2 separate regions of the Homo sapiens genome follow, and region 1 is linked to region 2. A link is an interaction called in ENCODE POLR2A ChIA-PET data of the cell type or tissue named here. Cell type or tissue: MCF 10A. All regions are shown on one strand. Links, peaks and the distances in the headings refer to the core of each region. The heading gives the core; the rest is flanking DNA. Region 1 overlaps ANKRD31 (ankyrin repeat domain 31). Region 2 overlaps ANKRD31 (ankyrin repeat domain 31).

Evidence for each region. ChIA-PET counts read pairs that join two places held together with the same protein. Peaks named below come from ENCODE experiments on the same cell type or tissue, not always from the same donor. Only the 100,000 strongest peaks of a DNase experiment are listed, where the experiment ranks them.
Region 1: POLR2A ChIA-PET joins it to region 2 with 5 read pairs; 2 of 35 experiments call an interaction of 5 or more read pairs at or near these places.

The regions. Positions count from the first base shown.
Region 1 is chr5:75,147,026-75,159,009 of GRCh38, forward strand. ANKRD31 (ankyrin repeat domain 31) reads right to left here. Exons shown (of 26, transcript NM_001372053.1): 12 at 7,176-7,320; 13 at 1,551-1,603; 14 at 1-480. Among named protein-coding and RNA genes, the nearest start is that of ANKRD31, 84 kb to the right of the region's middle. In MCF 10A, for the core only: no CTCF peak of the experiment used is centred there; a DNase peak (open chromatin) is centred at 6,016.
Region 2 is chr5:75,085,028-75,097,011 of GRCh38, forward strand. ANKRD31 (ankyrin repeat domain 31) reads right to left here. Exons shown (of 26, transcript NM_001372053.1): 23 at 6,234-6,374. Among named protein-coding and RNA genes, the nearest start is that of GCNT4, 38 kb to the left of the region's middle. In MCF 10A, for the core only: no CTCF peak of the experiment used is centred there; a DNase peak (open chromatin) is centred at 6,804.

The sequences.
Region 1 (11,984 bases), core at 1,596-9,595, 62 kb after region 2:
TAATCCATTTCTCAGGCTTGACAGAGTTAAGCTGGAAGGTTCACACAATTCTTCTGGAAGGTCATTATGAGTTTCTGGAATATGCTGCTGATAGGTAACCAATCTGTTTATTCTCCTGGAAGGAGAGACAGCTAGTATCTTTCTTGGATTACAGTCTACATCATCTACTTGGGTCCTTTTATGTTGTGTTTTTCTTCTTCCTATACCTTTTGGTACGTTTGTGTTGGGATCTTTGACGTTATGGAGATTGCCCTTTCTGAGTCCTGTAGAGTATATCTGGTCAAGAGTTGATTGTTTATGCTTGGATTTACCAAATTTTGTGTTTTTGGGATCTTTTTGGTAATATTCATATACATCTTCTTTATTTATAAATAAACTCGCTTTGCTTCCTTTATTGACTTTTACATGTTCCAGCTTCTGTCTGTTGGAATTTTCATTATAAACATGCCAAATGTGACTTTTAGAACTGAACTTTGGTTTCTATAGAAAAAAAATACATAGTTAGCTTTAATTTTCAGCGGTAGTACTATATCAATTCAATCTGGATTATTGATAAATCAACTATTATTTGATTCAAACTATTATTTTCTAATTCAATCTAACCACAGATCCTGCTGGGATATAGCCAACCTGATATTTCAGAAATGCAGACTAATAGAAGAAAGGCAAATGTAATAGATTTAGACTCAGTATGTATACTAATCTTTACTTTCTACTGTAGATTTTAATTCCTTCTTGCCAGTATTGTAGCACTACTAATCTTATTAAACATAATAAATTTTAATCTACTTAATTTTTATATGCTTTTAAATTAATCAGATCAAAGTTTCCTTTACAAGGAAACTCTGTGTTGGTGTACATCTTTTGTGTCTAGTGGATGGGTGCTATTCCTTTGAGCTGTAAACAGCAAGAGAAAATCAAAGAAAGCAGATTCCAGTAGTCAGACTCTATAAACTTTACAAGAAGCTTTACACAAATGCTTTAGAAACACTCTCCTCTCCCAATTGTTATATAGGTGGAGCTAGAATTAGGGGTTTCTTCTTCTAGTATCTGGGAGAACTATGGGATGGAAGCAGAAAAATTGACTTAAAAACAGGAAGACAGATATACTCTTCAACTGGTCTGTATGAAAAAATTATTATGGGCTGCTAAGATTAAAACAGGAACACAGCTTCCTCTCATTCACACAACTCAAGTACTAGATGAAGAGTAACTGCCCACGATGTAAAGTTTGAAGGGATGGGCTAATACCTTTGACTCTTTCCTGTACTATGCTTAGGCCACAGGAAATTAGACATAGTTGATAAACCTTAAGCTCCATAAAGAGGAGGAGGAAGGAAATGGTTACCAATATATTAGCGTGCCCAGATATGCCATAAACTAACAGCCCAGAACCCTCTGATTCTCATGCAATTATTCTAGTGTCTTAAAAGCAAATGTGAAGTCATTATTACTAAAGCTTCAGCAGTCTTTCTCTTCCCTTTGACAATCTATGAAACAACCAGAAGTTACATCCCTATAAAAATGTTTATTACTAAACATAGATATACCTTGTGTTGGTACACATCCTCTATGTCTAGTGGGTCAATGCTACTCCTTTGAGCTGTAAACAAAAAGAGAAAATCAATGAAAACAGCTTCTAGTGTTTAGACTTTAGACTTCTAAAACCCACCAGTCCTTTGCCACGAGAAAACCAAGTGGAATAAGTGAAATTATGCAAACATTTTATATTAAAATTGGCACATACAACATTCCTATAAGTTCCATATTAGAAATCAAATACTATCTTAAGAGAGCTAAAATATTTCTATAGGGAAAGCAGAGCAGATCTAACAGAATAACTAATACTAAAGATTGGCACTAAACTCAGTATTTATTTTCCCCACAGATATATCCAGATATGACCTTTTTATTCAATAGATTATGTAACTGTGTGCAAGCTACTTTTATAAGGTGAAAAATTATTTTATAATTAATTAGATTATCATCTCCTAATATGCCTGCTTAATAAGGTCCTAATTGAATGCTGCATTCTCTTTAAAGTAAAACATACACAGATGGAAAAGGCCAACCGTCTTGTGAATGCACAGGGGGAAAAAGATTATTTTTAAAAAGCCTGAGTTGATAATAAAAGGAATGTATTTTAGTGTCTCTTCATAGCCTCCTTTATGTAATAAAAGTAGCATTAAAGTTAACTATATATGCATTTGGCTACAAAAGATAAAAACCTAGGAACAATGGCTTACACACAGGAAATATTCAAAGAATATTTGACAGAGGAAGGAATAAATGAATGAACATCTTGTATGTGATACATAACACAAATTTCCCTAAATATAAGCTAGAAATGTAAAATATTTTAATGAGGATGTAATTCAAAAACAGAGCAATTTAATTTATTTCTTGGGGATAACTTTCATGATAGCAATCAAATTATGAGCTGCATAATGAAGTATGACATTGATTCATTCACATTATACAGGTGAAAAAGTCAAACATAATGTCCTTTTACCAAGCAAAAAGGTGCTATTCCTTTGGAGCACCGTCTCTGGGGACTCAATCCAGAGTTTCAGTCTTGATTCTCATCTGCTTAGCAGCTGGCTGACCTTGAGCAAATTTCTTAATGTCTCTGCCTCCATAAAATGCCCATAAATGAAAGCTAATAATAGTTTCAACCTCACAGAATGGTGAAGATTGAATTATATAATCCATGTAAAGTGTTTACATGAATCCTAGGTATAGAGAAAGTGCTCCATTATTATTGTTATTATTATTTTCTAAGAGCAAAAGGACACTATACCTTCTCCAAACCTTTGATCTTAAATAAAAGAGTAGAAAAATCGTATTTTCCAGAAACCACCCTGCAAGGGACATGGTTCCTAAGAGAATCTGGAAGGAAGAACAGGGCTTTATTTTCTCTGAGTTTTAAGACTTTACATTCCCTAATACAACCAACTTAATACCCAGGTATAAATTCTGAGGTGGTGATATTTAGTGATATAGCTATATTATTTTCCCTCTGCCACTCTGAGTTCCCATAATGTACCGGGTACTGTGTTGAGATATTTACATATATTAACTTCAGTCCTCACATTAACAATCCCATAGGTATACAGGTAGATGCAGAGATATTATAAACCCAAGTTTACAGATAAGAAAATTAGGAATGTTAATTTACCCTATAAGCTTTATAGCCTATGAGGCTATAAAGTTAGGACTGAACCCTTGTCCTACATCAAAGTAGATATATTTTACTTTAAGCTAGAAAAGCAGCAAATATATTTTATATGAGGAAAGTTCTTTATTCATCATTCCCATACTTGAAAGTTCTTCATCTGGAACTTAAAAATGAATACTCTGTTTTTATTTATTTAAGTGAAATAATATTCTCTATTTACATACAAATATTCTTTACTTAAGTAACCTAATTTTGCATTCATATTGAAAAGTAGGCTGATAATTAATCATGGAATTTGAAAGTTTAAACTTAAGAAATATTCAAACCATCTGGTGAAGCATGATAACACAACCCATCTTAGTAAATTCTCTCACAAAGGAAGAGTGGGAGCTTAGTCCTATGGAGAAATGTTTGGGATTCCTTTACATGAAAGAAATTTCATTGGGTAGGAATAGATTAAAGTGGGCACTGGTGAAGAGGGTATTCTGGATTTGGAGAAAAGACTAGAATGCTGTAGGAAGCATTCCCAGAAGAGCAAAACAATGCATGTTGTAATTATTTAAAATAGAGAAGTCAAGCAGTTAAGCAGATTATCAAAGCAATAATTTAAAAATATACTTTTGCCTCCAACTGAATTTTATTTGCAATTTTCCATATAGTTTAAAATGTTAATACGATTGTTTTAATAATTTATCTTAATGTGCTTGTATAGACCTGGCTTCAACAAGTTACTGTCTGTCTCACTTCTCATGCAATTTGGCTACTTGGAAGGAAGTTTTTTGCTCTAATGAACCATTAATTAATTACCTCCTGGTAGCCTTCAATTATCAATGAAGTTTTCTCTTTACTATAAAAGTAGAATATTTTGATCCAGGACTTAGTTCTTGTCAATAGCATTCAGACAACTGCATTTCTTGATCAAGTATATGATTTATAAAATAAGTATCCATAAAATAATAAAATAGATCCACTAACCCTAAAGAAAAACTACTCTCACGACTGGTTGTTAGATTGCTCAACTGTACCTAATTTTCAATAACAGACACACCTAACAATAATTGGAAGAACTGTTTTATATTAAATAGAACCCAGCTGGGAAGGAGATTGATATGGTTTGGCTGTGTCCCCTTCCAAATCTTATCTTGAATTGTATCTCCCATAATCCCCATGTGTCATGGGAGGAACCCAGCGGGAGGTAATTGAATCATGGGGGCAGGTTTTTCTCATGCTGTTCTCCTGATAGTGAATAAGTCTCACAATATCTGATGGTTTTATAAAGGGCTGTTCCCCTGCACTTCTCCTTGCTGCTGCCATGTGAAGAAGGACGTGTTTGTTTCACTTCCACCATGATTGTAAGTTTCCTTAGGCCTCCCTAGTCCTGCAGAACTGTGAGTCAATTAAATCTCTTTCCTTTATAAGTTACCCAGTCTCAGGTATGTCTATTAGCAGCATGAGAACAAACTAATACAGAGATGTACTTTAAATTTCATTTAAAACCATTTAGATCGGGAAAAGATCTTTTCTAATAGACTTATCAAAGGGTTTGTGTTGACACTTAATCATTAACCAAGATAGATATGTAATATCTGTCCTGTTATCCTCCTGGACATGAAGGAGCCTGGGTTATGTGTCTTTTTTATGTACTCTCATAGGGCCTGAGCATTCTTTTGTCACATTCTTCATCGTAATTGCTGGCTATCCCTGTTTCTTATTCATCTTGTATTATCAGGCTTTGGCACTATTTAGTGTTTGATACATAGCAACCCTGATACAATGAATGAATGAATGAATGACTCTTCATAGAAAATAAATTCCAGTGGAGGTGGGTTAGAGAGCATCTGTTGTTTTGCCTGCCCAGCACATAACCTCATAGGCAGCTCTCTGAAGAGAGATACCATTGGTTCCTGCTGCCTAGATCCCTGGAGCTGCTTTTATTCTTGACCTTTCCAAGGTCTGGATCTTCAGCTTTTCCTTCAATTCTTGAGTTGTTCTGTCAAGAAACTCCCTTTTCAGCCTTAAGTTGATTACTTGCCACCAAAGAACTTTGAATTTATATTTGTATCAAAGAAGTGACAACAGCCACAGCTGTATTATTTGTCCCCAGGAAGACACAGAGCTTTAGCAGAGGATAGGTTTCCACCGCCAGCCTAAGTTTTGTTCTATTAAGGGAGAACTACAGGACATGTAGGGAGGCCCACTCACTTCATGGTGAGAAGGATTTTCAGATTAAACTTTCCTGCACACAAAGGGGGAACTGCAAAGGTGGAAGCCTTTGTTGTTAAAGGTAATAATATATAAAAGCCTTTGGGAGAAAATATCTGTTGGGGATTTTTTTTCATTAAAATACAGTTTAATAAATGGGAATGAAGCACATATGGATCTCTTGAATGGAAAGAATTTGTTTTTGTTTTTGTTTCAGAGGACTGACAATATTTATTCAATAAATATTTGCTGAATGCCTACTACGTACAAGTCACTTTAATATTAATCAGTAGACAAAACAAAGATCTTTTCCTTCATGGAGCTTAGATTCTGGAGGAAAAAGACAGAAAATAAAAAATAAGTCAACTGTCTAATGTGTTAGGTAATAAGTGCTATGGGGAATGTCTAAGCAGAGCAGGGTTAGAGGGAATAGAGTGAGTATAATGATTCTAAAAATATATGCATAGATTTTTGTGAATCTATGGATATATTTTTAATATATCCATGTATATTAAGAGGTGGAGCTTAATTCTGCTACCTTTGAGTGTGGGCCAGACTCAGTGACTCACTTCTAACAAACAGAATATGGCAAAAGTGATGACATATCACTTTTAAGATTAGGTTATGAAAAGACTGGCTTTTGTCTAAGGTACATTCTCTTCCTCTTAGGTCACCTGCTCTGAGATAGCTGCCAGGTTGTCAGCAGCCTTATGGAGAAGCTAATGTGGCAAGTAGCTAAAGCCTTCAGCCAACAACCAGCAATGATCTGAGTTTTGCCAACAATCATTTGTGAATTTGAAAGTGGATCTTCCTGTCCTAGTTGCAACTTGAGATGACTACAACCTGTGACTCTCATCTAGAACCACTCAGTTAAACTGCTCCCAGAATCCTGACCCTCTGAAGCTGTGTGAGATAAAACATGTTTGTTGTTTTAAGCTGCTAAGTATTAGGATTCGTTGTTACATACTGATAGATAACTAATATAGTGAAGGTAAGAAGGGGGCAGTTGCAGTATTAAGTAGGGTGGTCTAGGCCTCGTTGAGAAGGTGACATTTGAACTAAGACTTGGGGAGGCATATCTGAGGAAAAGCAAGGAGGCCAGCATGACTGAAGTTGAGTAATGGTGGTAGAAAGTACTGGTAAAAGGGGTTAACCAGTAGGGTGGCCAGCTGATAACAGGAACTTCTAGGCTATTGTAAGGATACTGGCTTTTCTTCTAGATTAAAGGGAGAGCCATTGCAGAGTCCTGAGCAGATGAATGTAGAGTTGTTACCAAAAAATCTAACAAATGTATTAGAGAGTATAAAGAGTATGTCATGTATTTAAATTATGTTTACATAATTTTTTATTGAAAACTATAGATCAAGTTCTTTTGTTGTTCAATTTAATAGAGCAGTGGATGAGAGGGAAAAAGTATAGCCATAAGAAAATATTCTTAGGGAATGAATATAAATAATCCTGGCCATTTTCACTGAAAAGGATATAACCAAAGGGGATCATATCATGTTATTTAGTCAAAGGATTTTGGGGAAAAGAAACAAATTTATAAAAGGTTTCTTAACTCTTTGCAATGTACAACCTGCAGAAAAGTATTACCTTTCTTTTTTCTTTTAGAGTCCTATGTGCATTTGCAAACAAGTCAGTGTGATTTATTAACAGAATGAAGAAAAGACACTATTGGATGGATTTTCTCAACACTCATGAGAAAAATAAATTTAATTTCTTTAATTCTAAATTAAATTTCTGTAACTTCACTGATGTGACAAATAGCTATTACAGGGCAGTTTAATCTTACCTGATGTAAGGCATTTTTGATGTTTAGGGATATATCTCTCAAGGAGACGCTTCATACATAAATCCTTGGCCTCATCCAAAGCACATTTTCCATCATCATTTCTAAATAATGGATCAGCTCCATTCAGAAGAAGTAACTCTGCCACCTAGAAAAAGGTTATTTATGTAAGGGAACCCAGATTGAGGGTGTATTACTGTGAATGTGTGCTAGCAGACTACTCTAAGTAACATCAAATATCTCTTTTGAAAATACTGTTTGGATTTATCTATAAATCCTTGTCCAATAAAAAAAGAATTAATGTAGTTGCTACTGAATTTTAATTTGTTGATACATGAGTTTCTTATCATTAAAAAAGACTAAAGGAAGAATGAAAGGGAGAAAGAGAAAAAGAAAGAAGGAGGGAAGAAAAGAAAGGGAGAAGGAGGTAAGGGGGATGGAAGGTGGGAAAGCAGGCAGGCAGAAAGGCAGGAGGCAAGAAAGGCTGAGGTAGAAACATCAGTGGCTCAGCTGCTAGTGAAATGAAGTTAGCAAATACACCAAGAATTAGGACTGGGTTCTGTAGTAGTAAATATAATTTTAACAGGTTCCAGGAGATAATTATGTCTTCCGTCTATACCTGTGCTGCCGCTGCTCCTCCTCAGACTGTTGGTGAAAAAGTGGTCAATCTATTACTACTGTTACTACTTCTCAAACAACCTCCTCTATACAGCTCTCCCTGAGCTCCCCCAATGCCTCACCATCCACTGCTGCCCAGAGAAAAACGACTTCTCCTTCTTTTCACACACATATTACTGCCCAATATACTCCATATTATACTTATTTCTTTCATATCAGTCTCTCCTAGTGTACTCTAACTTTCTTGAGGGTGGGACTATCTTTTTCTTAAATAATTTATTATTTTTCAACAGGAAATTAATGAATATGGTTCAAAATACAGAAGGCTCAGACAAAAATACAATGCAAAATAAGTTTCCCTCCTCTACCCCTGTTCTATTATTTTTTCCTGAGTCAGCCGTGGTTAATTTATTTGGAATTTTTCCAGCAATAGTCTAGTCCAATAGGTATGTATGTATGTATATATACATAATATGTATGTATACATATTTTCTTACACAAATGGTCATATATTATATACACTCTGTATTTTGCCTTGTTTCCTCCACCCTCCTAACAAGTCCTTGGAAACTGTTCCATATCAGTGTAGACTACACTTCCTCATTCTTTTCAGCAGCTAAGCAATAGTTTACTATGTGAACATACTATAATTTATTTCACCAGTACCCTATTAATGAATGTTTAAGTTGCTTCGAAGCTTTTACTACAGATATATGTCTTCATATTCCCAGAGACTATCTTAGTATCTTACGTGAAGTAAATACTAAAAAGTATTGTTTAGTAAAAGAATGAATGTAGGGCAGGAAGGATATGGTGAGTAGGCTTTAAGTAACATTATACTAAAAGAAGCCTAAATTTCCATGTTAATGTATGGAATGAGAGGAAGGATATAAATTTCTATCCAGTGTATGTACCTAAAAATTAAAAGCGTATATATATTTCCTTTTATAAGAAAGCATCCTAGCCTACTAAAGTAGTTTGAATCTTTCTCTCTTACCTTTGATATTATCTAGTTTGTGCCATTCACAGACACAGCAGGTACACTTTCCTCATCTTCCTATAATAAAATGATTATCACAAATTTACATTATGTCAGCCTTTTTTTTTTTTGAGACAGAGTCTTGCTTGTTGCCCAGGCTGGAGTGCAGTGGCATGATCTTAGCTCACTGCAACCTCTGCCTCCCGGGTTCAATCAATTCTTGTGCCTCAGCCTCCCAGGTAGCTGGGAAAAGGTGTGCATCACCACGCCTGGCTAATTTTTATATTTTTAGTAGAGATGGGGTTTCGCCTTGTTGGCCAGGCTGGTCTTGAACTTCTAACCTCAAGAGATCCACTCACCTCGGCCTCCCAAAGTGTTGAGATTACAGGTGTGAGCCACTGTGCCTGGCCACTGTGCCAGGCTTTTAAAGAAGATATATATCTCTCTTTTGAGATAATAACTAGGTGGTCTTGGGTATACCACATCTCTTTTGAAACTACTTTTTAATCACTTTGTACTCTGAGATGTGTGTGTATGTATGTGTGCATGTCCTTCTGGTGTATTAATGTTAATTCATGTTTAAAATCATAAAAGCAATATTTGCACATTGCAAAAAAAGTTAAAAATTACAGAAAGGTATTAAGTGGAAAGTCAAAGTTCCTCCGCACTTATCGTGGTAGGCTGAAAATGCCCCCTCATCCACCCTCACCAAAAGATATCCATGTCTTCATCTCTAGAACTTGTAAATGTCAACTTTATTTGGAAAAAAGACCTTTGCAAATATGATTAAGTTAAGGATTTTGAGATTAGTGGCTTATCTTCAATTATCTCAGTGAGCCTTAAATACCATCACAAGCATCCTTAAGAAAGAGGCTGAGCAGGATTTCACATGCACACACAGAGGAAAAGCTGAGGTAAAGTCAAGGGAGAGGTTGAAGTGATGCAGTCAAAATCAAGGAAGGCTGGCAGCCACTGGAAGCTGAAAGAGGCAAGTAACAGATTATCCTCTACAGCCTCTGGAGGGAGTCAAGCCCCACTGATATCTTGATTTTAGCCCAGTGATTCTGATTTTGGACTTCTAGTCTGTAGAGCTGTGAGAGAATAAATTTCTGTTGCTTTAAGCCACCCAGTTTGTGCTGGGTTATAGCTGTCATAGGAAACCTATACAGATTTGGGTACCAGAAAGTGGGGTGCTATTGTAACAAATACCTAAAAATGTAGACGTGGCTTTGGAACTGGAAAGCCTGGATTGTCTTGAACAGACATCTGGTAGAAATGTGGATGTTAAAGATCCTACCAGGGAGGGCTTAGGAGGAGCATATTAGAGAGAACCTGTATCATCTTAGATAATGCATATATCATCATGAACACAATGTTGGTGAAAAAATGAGCATTAAAGGCATTATTTGCAAGGGCTCAGAAGGAAATATAGAACAAGTTTTTAGAAGCTGGAGGAAAGGCGTTCCTTGCTATACAGTACCAGAAAGCCTAGATTTGTCCTGCAAGTTGTGTGAAAGCAGAACTTATAAATGCTAAACTTAGAGGTTTGGCTGAGGTGATTTCCAAGTTAAGCACTGAGAGTGCAACCTGGTTTCTTCTTGGGGATTATAGTAAAATGTGAGGAGAAAAAGATAAATTGAAGAAAGAACTGTTAGGCAAAAAGGAACCAGAACTTGATGATTTGGGAAATTCTGTCCATCAAGATTGGAAAAGATGGTAAAAGTTGGAGATTCCTGTAAGAAAAGTGTGCTTTGTAGAGAAGGCCAAGGGCATAGCTGGAAAACCTTTGTTAATGCTGAAGAGAGTAGGAATGTGACTCATGGACCCATTCAACCATCTTAGCAGAAGCCAGAAATATAGGTGGGCCTGTGGAAATATCTGTGAAAGATCCTGTTGTCTAGTGGCATGAATCCCTGATCTATGAAAGACCCTGTTGTCTAATGGCATGAATCCCTGTGACACACGGTAAACTCACAAGGTTTTTTGAAAATGCTCTGTCTGCAGAAACACTGCATCTTAGACTGAAAGAGAGAGAATGAAATGAAGAACTGCCAAGATTTTAGAGACAGTAAATAGGTTAATGAAACTACTCACCTGCAAATGTATGCTACCCTTCAAAAGAAAAGAAAACACCAAGAACAGAGAGTTAGCAATGAGTGAAGAGTAACAGATGGCTGTGATATAATAGAGGCAGACTACTCAGAAGCTTAGGAGATTAGCGAATAGATAGTCAAAGAGAGCCTGGCTAAAACTATAGTCCATCTTGGTGGCCCAGAAGAATGTTGTGTATATCCAAGGCAATGTCCTTTGAGGAGATGCTAGAGAAGAAACTTCTGAGTTACTGGTCCCTGGCTAAATGTAGGCCAAACTCAAAACTCCCTGAAGAATGAACATAGTCTATAAGCCACACCAGATCCAACAGTAAAATGTAAAAATCTTTCTGATTCAGGAAGGTTAAACACAACCTCTAACCAATCAGTAATTGACCACTAAATGGTCTTGAACCAAGGGTATTCTGTTGGAAACCAGGATAAAGATAAAAACAAGAAAAAAATTTTGCAAACAGGGTCACAAGACTGCACACTGTGAGGGAAATAGACTTCACAACTTATCAAACAAAGAAGCAACCCAAGTTGGGCATGTGGGTTGGGGGACTCAGGATCCAGAGTTGCTATAATACATTATCTTAAATGTCCAGTTTTGGCCGGATGTAGTGGCTCATGCCTGTCCCAGTGCTTTGGGAGGCCAAGGCAGGAAGATAACTTGAGGCCAGCAGTTCTAAACCAGCCTAGGTGACACAAGCAAGATTCCATCTCTACAAAAAATACAAGTAAAAATAATTTTTTAAAAAGCTGGGTGTGGTGGTGCATGCCTATTGTCCCAACCACTCAGGCAGCTAAGGCAGGAGGATCACCTGTTCCCAAAAATTCGAGGCTGCAGTGAGCTATGATCACATCACTGCACTCCAGCCTGGGCAACAGAGTGAGATTCTGTCTCAAAAGAGAGAGAGATAGTGAGAAGGAGAGAAAGACAGACATGAAAAGAAACACTAAAGTATGACCCATACACAGGATAAAAAGCAGCCACAGGAACTGCTTTGAGAGGGCCTATATGTGCAAAAAAACACTCTAAAACAGCTATTATAAATATGTTCAAAGAGCTGATGAAAGCCATGTTTAAAGAATTAAGAAAAAATATGTTGATAATTTATAAAA
Region 2 (11,984 bases), core at 2,068-10,067:
TCTTAGCTTGAGGACAATCTATTAACATACCTCCAGAGGTTAGTTCACTGTGGGCAAAGCATCAAGATTCAACTTGAACATCCCTTCCTCCAGGATGCCTCCCTATAACCTCTAGTTTCAAGGAATGATCCTCCTCTAGGTTCCCAAAGCTTCTTTACTCATATTTCTGTCATGGTACTTACCTCATATAAATGAAATTATGTTTTAATACATCTGTTTCTATTAAACCATAAGCTCCTTGAGGACAGGTCTATATCATATTCATTCAAATACCCTCAGCAGTTCACAGAGTGCCTGACGATACTGGATAAAAGACTCTGAAGTCCCGGCTCCTTTTCTTTTCTTTTAATTTTTTTTTTTTGAGAGAGTCTTACTCTGTCACCCAGGCTGGAGCAGCACACTGGCATGATCTTGGCTCACTGCAACCTCCACCTCCTGAGTTCAAGCAATTCTCATGCCTCAGCCTCCCATGCCTCAGCCTCCCATGCCTTAGCCTCCCTAGTAGCTGGAATTACAAGTGTGCGCCACCACGCCTGGCTAATTTTTGTATTTTTAGTAGATACAGGGTTTTGCCATGTTGGCCAGGGTGGTCTCGAACTCCTGACCTCAAATGATCCACCTGCCTTGGCCTCCCAAAGTGCTGGGATTACAGGTGTGAGCCACCGTGCCTGGCTGTGAAGTCCCAACTCTTAAGCAAGATTCTCAAATTCCCTAAGCCTCAATTTGTGTTTGTAAAAAAAGTGCCTCCAGCTTATTAAATTGTTATGAGGATTAAAAGAGATAATGCATGAAAAGCATCTGGCATACTGTCTAGCACATTCCGAGTACTCAATAAATGTTAAATTGAACAGAGTGAGAAAGGTCTAGGGGATCTTAAAGGTACAGATACCCTTTGGACTCAATCCTATGACCAAACAAAGCCTGGCAATGAAAATGGAACAGACCTGGCCTACTCAATGTGTCAATCCCTTCTCACTTGCCATAGAAAGTAGAGGAGAGGCCCCTGAATGCCATTTGTCAGTTCTCCAAACAACCAGTTATTGGAAACAATAGATTTTGTATGTGTTATGCCCTGACAATGTCCAACACATCTCATAAATCCATCAAAGTGCAGGCTCAGTATGTTCTCACCTATATCTCAGACTTTAAAAATATTTTTATTAGTTAGTGCTGGGCAATATAAGGTGACTTACATATTCCACTGCAGGTAATTCAGACAAAGAACAGAGTTTTAAGAATATCCACTGAGTTAAAAATCTATTTTCCATTAGGTAGGAGTGATTTATTGAACAGGTTAATGAATAGACCTCAGAATGAACAGACACTAGATCACTTCTAGAAAATGTGCATTTCATATTAATGTCATGAAAAACCTCCAGTTGGCTAAAGCATAAGGGCAGTCATTACATTTGTGTATGACTCAAACTCTGAATCCTGAACTAAATTTCTCTGGATTCAAATCTAGCTCATATGCCTACTCTGACAGAGGCATGGTAGGAAGAGCTGGAGGCTAAGTTCTCAGGCTTTTGGACAACATAGCCTCCAGTGATCTCAGCAACTTCACTGTCCAAAACCCATTTTGATGAAGGGCAGCTGATAGGATGCCAGATGAGAACATGTAAGAGAGATGGAGCTTAGTGTAAGGCATGTTCGGTGAGGATATCTGTAGGTTGTTGTGTTCTTGCTTTGCTAAAAGGTAGAACTGGAGGGGTGTTTTGTCCTAAGGCCACTGATGCTTTCCCTGAAGCTCTTACAACACTCCATTATTCCTTAGAAATTAGTCTATGCTGATTCTCCAATATCATACTAGGGAAAAAGTAGGGAGTGTAGAATGTGTGTGTGTACGCGCACGTGTGCACGCATGTGCATACACACACACATGCATGTTTGAGGAAAATAGATGACTCAGCCAGCCAGTATTCTGGAAATGTAGTTAATGAGCCAAGTGAAATTATTAATTAACTTTATTTTGGTAAGGTCTTTGGAAGAAATAAAGTGCAGTATTGTCATTATTAATTGCCATAATAAATATTTCTGTACATCTTATGTAATAATATGCATCAAAAAAGAATGAAACATAACCCACCTTTGCATATACTTCCCTTCTGGGACTCCATTTTATTTGAAAGTATCATCCCATTTTTCATATATCTTCAGAAAAACCATTTGTTGGTATTGACTAATAGAAATCTGTTCGTGGATGGCCAGGCATGGTGACTCATACCTGTAACCCCAGCACTTTGGGAGGCCGATGTGGGGGGATCCCCTGAGGTCAGGAGTTTGAGCCTGGTCAACATGGTGAAACCCCGTCTCTACTAAAAATACAAAAATTAGCCAGGCATGGTGGTGCATGCCTGTAGTCCCAGCTACTTGTGAGGCTGAGGCAAGAGAATCACTTGAACCTATGAGGCAGACGCTGCAGCGAGCTGAGATCAGGCCACTGCACTCCGGCCTGGGCAAGACAGCGAGACTCTGGCTCAAAAAGAAAAAAAAAAAGAAAGAAAAGAAATCTGTTCATGGATGATCAAATAACTACTTTTATTCCATTGCAAGTTTTAAGAAGTCAATCTTACAAAGTTTCACTGCTCCAAGAGGAGTAGAAGGAAGAAAGAATAATTGCTTTTTATCTCAGGGTGGAAAAAGCAAAGAAACCAATAAAAAACTGTAGGTTTTCTTTTAAATTCATTGTAACACAAAATACATTGTGGCTAAGAAAATAAAAATATTTCTCAAATAAAATATTTCTTTAGGAATTCATAATATAAGACAGAAAGTAGTTTCAAAGTGCAAAAACTGCCTTGGAAGAGCTGTTTCTATGGAAATGATGATGCAGGTAAAGCTCACCTTCATGGTACCAACCTCCCCATTCCAGACTCTTTTTTCATACTCCCAACACTCTATGTAGCTAGACGCAAGAGAAAGCCCTTCACATTATTTCTATTTTCAGGATCCAAAACTCCTGGATATTTGTATTTTAAAAGAGATCACATATCTAACCATCTCCTTCCTCTTCTTTCTGTTCTAAAATGTAGCTGAGTAGAAGCTAGGTTCATAGGAGGTTTAGGACACATTGAGAGTGTGAGTAATTGACAGAATAAGGCTGTCTGTCGAGATGAACAATTTCCATCAGTTTCTATGCTCCCACCCCAACCTTTCCATATCTTGATATTCCTAATCATGATGGTGAGAGGAGTTGTTCTTGAAAAGTATGTGTGGGGGGTGAGGGGAACCACAGAAAAAAGTGATCACTAAATCCAAAGGAATGGAAAGGGTGGAAATAAGGATGGAAATTCAGGGAGGCATCCGGATGGGAAGTATGTTTGCAGAAGAGATCTGTCTAGTGTTCCTTGAAGCACTGCCTAAAATAGCAGCCTACTTTTCATCTGCAGTAATTCACTGTTGAGTATTTACAAAAATAAACCATCATTTCCATTCTTATGATTCTTATGATTTTCATCCTGCAACTGTATCACAGAAAGGCATTTTTCCTGTGGAAGTGGGCAATAGTTGCTGCACATGACTAAGGCTTTGCATACATTCATAAAGGTGGCTAGATTGTACTGTGTGCTCTTTTGAGTTCAGAGCAACCTGTTTCTAATGAAAGGAACGTGTGCCTCTCTTGTGCCTTCATAAATACAGAAAAGAATGTACAGGGAATCAGAAGATCAGGTTCTAGTCCTGGTTCTGGCTGGCCTTGAGGCTAAATCAGGTCACTTAACTTCCCAAACCTTTGTTTTCATATCCATGAACAGAAATAATAGTTGATCTTCCTGCCTGATAAAGTTGTTGCGTAAAACTGCTTTATAAATCAAACAGTGCTATTCAAGCTCCACAATCGCTACGTTGGAAGGGTCTTTAGATATCACCTAGCACTACTTATTTTATACATAAGAAAGCTGAAGTTCAGAAAGGTGAAATGGCTTGACCTAGATTAATCATTCTTACTGAGGCTGCACATTAGAATTGCCTGGAATGCTTTTTCAAATATTGCCACTTGATCCCCACCTAGATATTAGATCAGAAGTTATGGGCTTGGAGTCTACTAGGCACTAGTGGTTTCTAAAGGCCCTCAAGTGATTCCAATGTGATCGAAAACCATTGCCCAGATAATATAACTTATAAAGAGTGGAACCAGGAACTAGCTTGGTCTGCTGCCTCCCACCCACAAATCACTCGGCCACACCAGAATGTTGTCCAACAGCTGGGAGGCTGCAGGAGAGAAGTCAGTGATGCCCTCTCTGAGTAAGCATCAGGATTTCCTTGGCAAAGCTGTTCAGCAACTGCTTGGGTTGGGAGTTTGAGTCATCTCTGCACCTACTGGCTCTGTCACTCTGTCAGATACAGGGCAATACCTTGTTTTCTGGCATTCCTTGCCTGACCACCAACCACTCCTGGTCCCATACCACCCCCACCACTCTCAGAACTAGTCAGTAGAAATGTTCACATTTACCCATGTAGCAAAAAGCTCCTTTCCTCAAGAAGTGACTGAATTCAGGAGTTACTCCAAGACAAGAAGAGGCAGAGGTTTCTGTGGTAAACTTTAAAAGACTTTAAAAGAGCCTTTTAAATATTGTAAAGAAAATCACTAGGGTAATGTTTCTCAGCTTGGGGTATTTACTAGAAGTACATCAGTGCCCATAGTAATTTTTAAAACTCCGTTTTCATTTTTTTGATAATCTAAAGAAAATAAGCCTGTTTAGATAATCTGTAGGAATATTTTATATCTGATAATTGCCCTACTTTTAGTGCCCACATTTGCATGTGGCTTCACTATCACATAGGTGCTAAACAGTGTAACTCTAATTGACATGGCTATGAGAAAATGCTAGAGTCAATGAGATATGTAAATGAGGCATTAGTACAGAGTAAGGGCCAAATGATGTTACAGCCAGCTATTCAAAGGCAGGAAATAACAGTAGTTCTAATGGAGAAACAGAGTGGGCAAATGGAGTCATTACCAGGCACACTGCAGCACAGGCATGTTGAGCTCAAAAGAACCTAAGCTACAGCATTCAGTATGCTATCTGTCCTGTGAGCTAAGATTCAGTTTCAGCAAAACAGTATAATCTATCATAAGTGTAAGAAACCTTGTAACAAAAAGGGATTTTCATGGGCAAGATGCTAATTACTAACATTTAGATATGAATTAAGAATCCATGGAAAGGATAGGGTAAAGGGGCTAAGACGAACTGAAAGCAGATGGCCTGGTGACTCCAGGAGTGGGAAACCAAAACAAACTTTGGGAAAAAGTCAGACAGACCATATAGCAGATAGAATCCAGAATGTGCTGATGTAAGTGAAGGAACTGAAACAGTGCTAGATACACTTGCCAACGAGGTCTAGGAGACCAGAATGCAGGGTTGGGGCACAGAATCTGGGACACAGAATATAGACTTTAGGGGCACAAAGGGGACTGGGAGGGAGAGTGGGCAGACCTGGGTTAAACAAAAAAGAGGAGAGAAAGCTATGCTTCCTATTACTGGTACACTGAGGTTTACTGTAATAGTAGAGGTTGAGTGTATCTTCTAGTCTTCGAAACAGTCATGGCAGATGTCTGAAGATTCAGACTTTCCTGAAGAATAATTTTAAGACTGTCCCTGAAGTCTGCAGGTGGATGAACACTAGACCTCAAGAACATCAGTCATTACTGGGCTTATAACTCAGAAGCCAGAACTGACAGGGAGGCTACTAAGTCTAGGAGGTCTAAATGAAAGTAATTCATTTTGAAGGGCTAGCAATTCATGGATAAGGACATGTTCAAACATAAAAATACATGATAATATCTGAGGGCCTTAGGCCTCTTGCCCATTTCTTTTGTATTTAGGAGATTTTGCTTTACTTCATTAGAATAATAACATATTAACTAAGTTACCAATACACCAGTGGTTCCAAATTTTCCATACAAAGACCTGAAATCCCTTGGGAGATCAAATGGGAAGATTAAAGGCATTAAAAGTTCTGAGACTAGATAAGGAGTAAGAAACGGAAGGTGCAGTCAGCTATGCAACCATGCCCATGGGGAATTCTGGCAAATAGGACTTGTGGGAGAAAGTGATGTGTTCATTCTGTGACATGCATGTAGCATGATATGCATACAGCATATACAGAATGAACACATGAATACAAAACTAGCTTGGAGATCTTTCAGATTTCCTTAAAAAATACTTTCATCACAAAAATATGTACTTTTCCATTTGAATATGAAGTTAAAGATAAACTTAAGAATGACCCACCTTACTCCAAGCATAATTCCAGGTCACATAACTGTTGCCTCCCAGAAGATCCTTGAGCCAGGTGACTGGGTTTTTATAAATCTGACCACTTTCTACCTTAAGTTTACCATTCAATAAAATACTGGCTTTGTGGGTAGTCTCCTGAAGTGAAAAATAAAACAGAAATTAAGGTCAAAAATAGCTGAAATATGTGAATTTTTGCTTCTGGCCATGACAAAGTAACAGGGACCACATATACCCTAACACCTGATGTATTTTTGTATATAAATTTAATGTATCTAGAAATGGTCATAAGGGCATGCAGCAAATGATGAACCATCTAGTCAACAAAATCTACAAAAATCAGATTAAAAAGGTGAGAGTCTATGGTATTTGAACCAAGACTGCATCCTCCCTCCCCACTCCCAGCTCTGTGAAGTGGAGACTCCACTCTAGATTGCTGTAGTCAAGACTACAGGGCTCCCTGTTACAGGGCTGTCTTCCTGGGAGGGGCATAACTTCAGCATTTCTCATCCTGCCCCCAGCTACTGTTGCTAAGGCTAAGTTGCCAGCAGCTATAACCAAAGGGTAGAGGCTCCCTTCTCCTGCCCAGCTCTGAGTGGTGAGACAGAGGCTCCACCTTTGGCACGGCACCACGGAGAATGCTGGGATCCCAATCACCCTTGCCTTGGCTTGTAAGGTGGTGGTTTCACATTGGGAGAGGCAAACGGAAAACACATGAAGCTACTGCCTCCCCTCCACCGAATGCTCAGCTCCTAAAGCAAGAGTATCACTTGAAAAATCACCTTTGGCCCCACCCTCAGCTCCAGGGCCATGGCTCAGGGATTCTGCCTGAGAAGAGAAGCAAGGCTTAGAACAGATAGCTCCTAATCTCCTCCCGAAGGAACTAACTTCATTTGCAACAGAGCATGAAGAAGTTCAAGCTCAAGGGCACTATCAGAAATAGTAGAAGTTGTGGTAAAAGGCAATTGTGAGTAGACTGGTAGATTCATTTGAGATGTAGGCTAAGCTGTAGGCAGGCGAGTTTGTAAGAGACAACTGGGAAAAGAGCTGGCAGGAGCCTTCCTAGGTTCATAATAAACTTCAAACACTGACCTTGGGAACTATCCCTTCAAAGGAGCCCACCTTTGCTTGGATTAGTCTGTAGAGCAATTTGTCCCCCTAGGACATTGTTGAAAACAATAAAACAGTCAATGGGCAGTAAGTGGAGCTTAAGAGCCATGGGTGGTCAGGGAGGTCAGGGAAAGAGGTGGCCAAGGCTTTAGTCCCTGAGGCTCAACATTGGAAGTTTAGCACTGAAGTGGGGACTTCACTAAAACAATCTAGCCAGTAATTAAACAAACAAGCAAATAGCAATAAGAAGTCCAAGAGAAGGTGGGGTAGAGTTGCTACAATGCATTGTCTAAAATGTCCAGTTCCAACAAAAAGTTATGAGACATACAAAGAAACAGCAAAGTATGACACACACACTGGGAAAAAAAACAGACAAGAGAAACTGCCTGTGAGAGTGACCAGACACTGGATTTAACAAAGACTTCAAAATAACCATTATAAATATGTTCAAGGAACTAAAGAAAACCATAATTAAAGACATTAAGTAAGGAATGATGACAAGGTCACATCAAATACAGAATATCAATAAAAAAGAAAAATTTATTTAAAAAGAACCAAATAGAAGTTATGGAGTTGGAAAATAAAATAACTGAAATAAAACATTTACCAAAGAGGCTCAACAGATTTAAACTGGCAAGAGAAAGAATTAGTAAACTTGAAGATATTGATACAGAGTATGCAAGACAAAGAAAAGAGAATAAAAATGAAAATGTCTCAGAGAAATATGGAACACCATTAAGCATACCAATATATGCATAATGAAGGAGAGGAAAAAGAAGCAGAAAAAATATTTGAAGAAATATATGCCTAAAAACTTCCCAAACTGGCCGGGCACGGTGGCTCACACCTGCAATTCCAGCACTTAGGGAGGCTGAGACAGGCAGGTCACCTAAGGTCGGGAGTTTGAGACCAGCCTGGCCAACGTGGTGAAACCCCTGTCACTACTAAAAATACAAAAATTAGCTGAGCATGGTGGCAAGCTCCTGTAATTCCAGCTACTTGGGAGGCTGAGGCAGGAGAATCGCTTGAACCTGGGAGGTGGAGGTTTCAGTGAACTGAGATTGCACCACTGCACTCCAGCCTGGGCAACAAGACCAAAACTGTGTCACAACAACAACAACAACAACAAAAAAAACTTACCAAACTTACTGAAAAGCATTAATCTACACATTCAGGAGGCTCAATGACTCAAGTAGGATAAATGCAGAGATCCACAGACACATAGTAAAAATATCAAAAGTCATAAGACAAGGAGAAAATATTAAAAGCAGCAGGAGAAAAATAACTCATCATTTACAAGGGAAACTCAAGAAGATTAACAGCTGTGTTATTATCAAACAATGGAGGCCAGAGGCAGTGGAATGACATATTCAAAGTGTACAAAGAAAAAACTATTAACTAAGAATCCTATATCTAGGAAAACGATCTTTTAAAAATGAAGGCAAAATAAAGACATTCCCAGATAAACAAAAACTGAGAGACTGAGAAAATTGGTTGCTAAGAGATCTGCCTTACAAGAAATAATAAAGGAATTCTTCAGGTTGAAAGCCAATGACCCTATAGGCTAATATGAATCCACATGAAAAAACATACAGTACCAGTAAAGGTAATTATGTATTATAAAAGACAGTATAAATGCATATTTCTTCTCTTTTTGTCTCAACAGATTTTGAAAAGCAATTATAAAAAACAATAGATACAGAAGTTAGTGCTGGGCCTATAACTTATAGAAATGTAATATATTTGCCAACAGTAGCACAAAAGAGGTAGGTGGGAGCAAAGCTTTATTGGGCTAAGGAAATGACTCCACATGGTAACTCAAATCTACAAAAATAAATGTAACAATCCAGAAAGGATAAATAAGAAGGTAGGTATAACAAAAGCTATAAATATGTATTGCTTTCCTTTCTTCCATCAGCTTCTTTAAAAGTCACAAAATTTTACAAAGCAATAATTATATCAACGTATTGTTGGGTTTATAAATTTATAAACATAATATGTATAACAATAATATCATAAAAAGGAAAAGGAATAATGCTCTACAGAAGTAACATTTCTATATTTTACTGGAATTAAGTTAGTATGAATCTGAAGCTGATTCTGATAAGTGAAAATGTATGTTGAGTCCTAGAGCAGCTACTGCAAGCACAACTCAAAAAATATGATGAAAAGTCATTAAAGAAATTAGAATTCTACATTGGAAAATATTCACCGATTGCAAAAGAAAGCAATAAAGGAAGTATAGAGGAACAAAAAGATATGAGGTATATTGAAACAAAAAATAAAATAGAAGACATAAATCCAACAATATTAATAACAATATGAAATGTCAATGGGTTAGTCAACCTAGTCAAAAGGCAGAGATTATCAGACTGGACTAAAAAAAATAAGACCCAACTATATAATGCATATAGGAGACAGATTTTAGATTCAAAGAGACAAGTAAATTTAAAGTAAGAGGACAGAAAAAGTATATCATATAAACCGCAACCACAAGAAAGCTGGAATGGCTATACAATATCAAACAAACTAGATCTTAAAAGAGAAATTGTTACAAGAGATGATGGGGGACATTTTATAATGCTAAGAGGCTTGATGCATCAGGAAGATATAACAATTATAAACATATATGCACTTAAAACACAAAACAGCATGAAAATACATGAAATAAAAATTAACAGAAATGAAGGGAGAAATAGTTCAACAGTAAAATACTTCAATATCCCACTTTCAATAACGTATGGTAGTCCCCTTATCTGTAATTTCATTTTCCATGGTCAACAGTGGTTGGAAAATATTAAATAAAAAATTCTTGGCCGGGCATGGTGGCTCATGCCTGTAATCCCAGCACTTTGGGAGGCTGAGGCAGGTGGATCACAAGGTCAAGAGATCAAGACCATCCTGGCTAACACAGTGAAACCCTGTCTCTACTAAAAATACAAAAAAAAAAATTATCCAGGTGTGGTGGCGGATGCCTGTAGTCCCAGCTACTCAGGAGGCTGAGGCAGGAGAATGGCATGAACCCGGCAGGCAGAGCTTGCAGTGAGTGGAGATCAGACTACTGCACTCCAGTCTGGGCCACAGAGCGAGACTCCGTCTCAAAAAAAAAAAAGTCCTGAAATAAACAATTCACAAGTTTTAAATTGCACAATGTTCTGAGGAGTGTGATGAAATCTCACACTGTCCCACTCTATCCTGCCCAGGATGTGAATCATCCTTTTGTCAAGAGTAATCACACTGCATATGCTACCTGCCCATCAGTCACTTGGTAGAAATCTAGGTTATCAGATTGCAAGGCTTGGGTTTGAGTAATCTTTATTTAATAACATCCCAAAGCAAAAGAGTAGTGATGCTGGCATACTGTTATAATCATTTCTTTTATTATTATTGTTAATCTGTGCCTAATTTATAAATTAAACTTTATCATGGGTATGTATATATAGAAAAAAAACAGTATATACAGGGTTCGGGACTATCTGTGGTTTCAGGCTTCCCCTAGGGTTCTTGGAACATAGCTCCTGCATATAAGGGGGCACTACTATATAGATCAAACAGGCAGAAGATCAGTGAGGAAAAAGAAGACTTTAACAAGGCACTATAAACCAATTAGACTTAACAGGCGTCTATAGAAAACTTCACCTAACAACAGGAAAATACATATTCTTCTCAATTGCACAGGGAACATTCTTCAGGATATGAGCTAAGCCATAAAATAAGCCTAAAAATTTTTAAAGAACTGAAATAATTTACATTCCCACCAACAGTGTAAAAGCATTCCTATTTCTCTGCAACCTCGCCAGCATCTGTTATTTCTTGACTTTAATAATCGTCATTCTGACTGAAATGAGATGGTATCTCATTGTGGTTTTGACTTGCATTTCTCTAATGATCAGTGATGTTGAGCTTTTTTTGGTGTGTTTGTTGGCCACATGAATGTCTTCTTTTGAGAAGTGTCCATGTCCTTTGCTCACTTTTTAATGGGATCATTTGTTTTTTTTCTTGAGGATTTGTTTAAGTTCCTTGTAGATTCTGGATTAGACCTTTGTCAGGTGGATAGATTGCAAAATTTTTCTCCCGTTCTGTAGGTTGCCTGTTCGCTCTAATGATAGTTTCTTTTGCTGTGCAGAAGCTCTTTAGTTTAATTAGATCCCATTTGTCAATTTTTGCTTTTGTTGCAATTGCTTGTGGCGATTTCATCATGAAATCTTTACCTGTGCCTATGCCCCAAGTGGTATTGCCTAGATTTTCTTCTAGGGTTTTTATATTTAAGTCTTTAATCCACCTTTAAAAAAATTTTTTTTTTATTATACTTTAAGTTCTAGGGTACCTGTGCACAACGTGCAGTTTCGTTACATATGTATACATGTGCCATGTTGGTGTGCTGCACCCATTAACTCGTCATTTACATTAGGTATATCTCCTAATGCTATCCCTTCCCCCACCCCCACCCCATGACAGGCCCCAGTGTGATTTTCCCCACTCTGTGTTCAAGTGTTCTCACTGTTCAATTCCCACCTATGAGTGAGAACATGCAGCGTTCGGTTTTCTGTCCTTGCGATAATTTGCTGAGAATGATGGTATACAGCTTCATCCATGTCCCTACAAAGGACATGAACTCATCTTTTTTATGGCTGCATA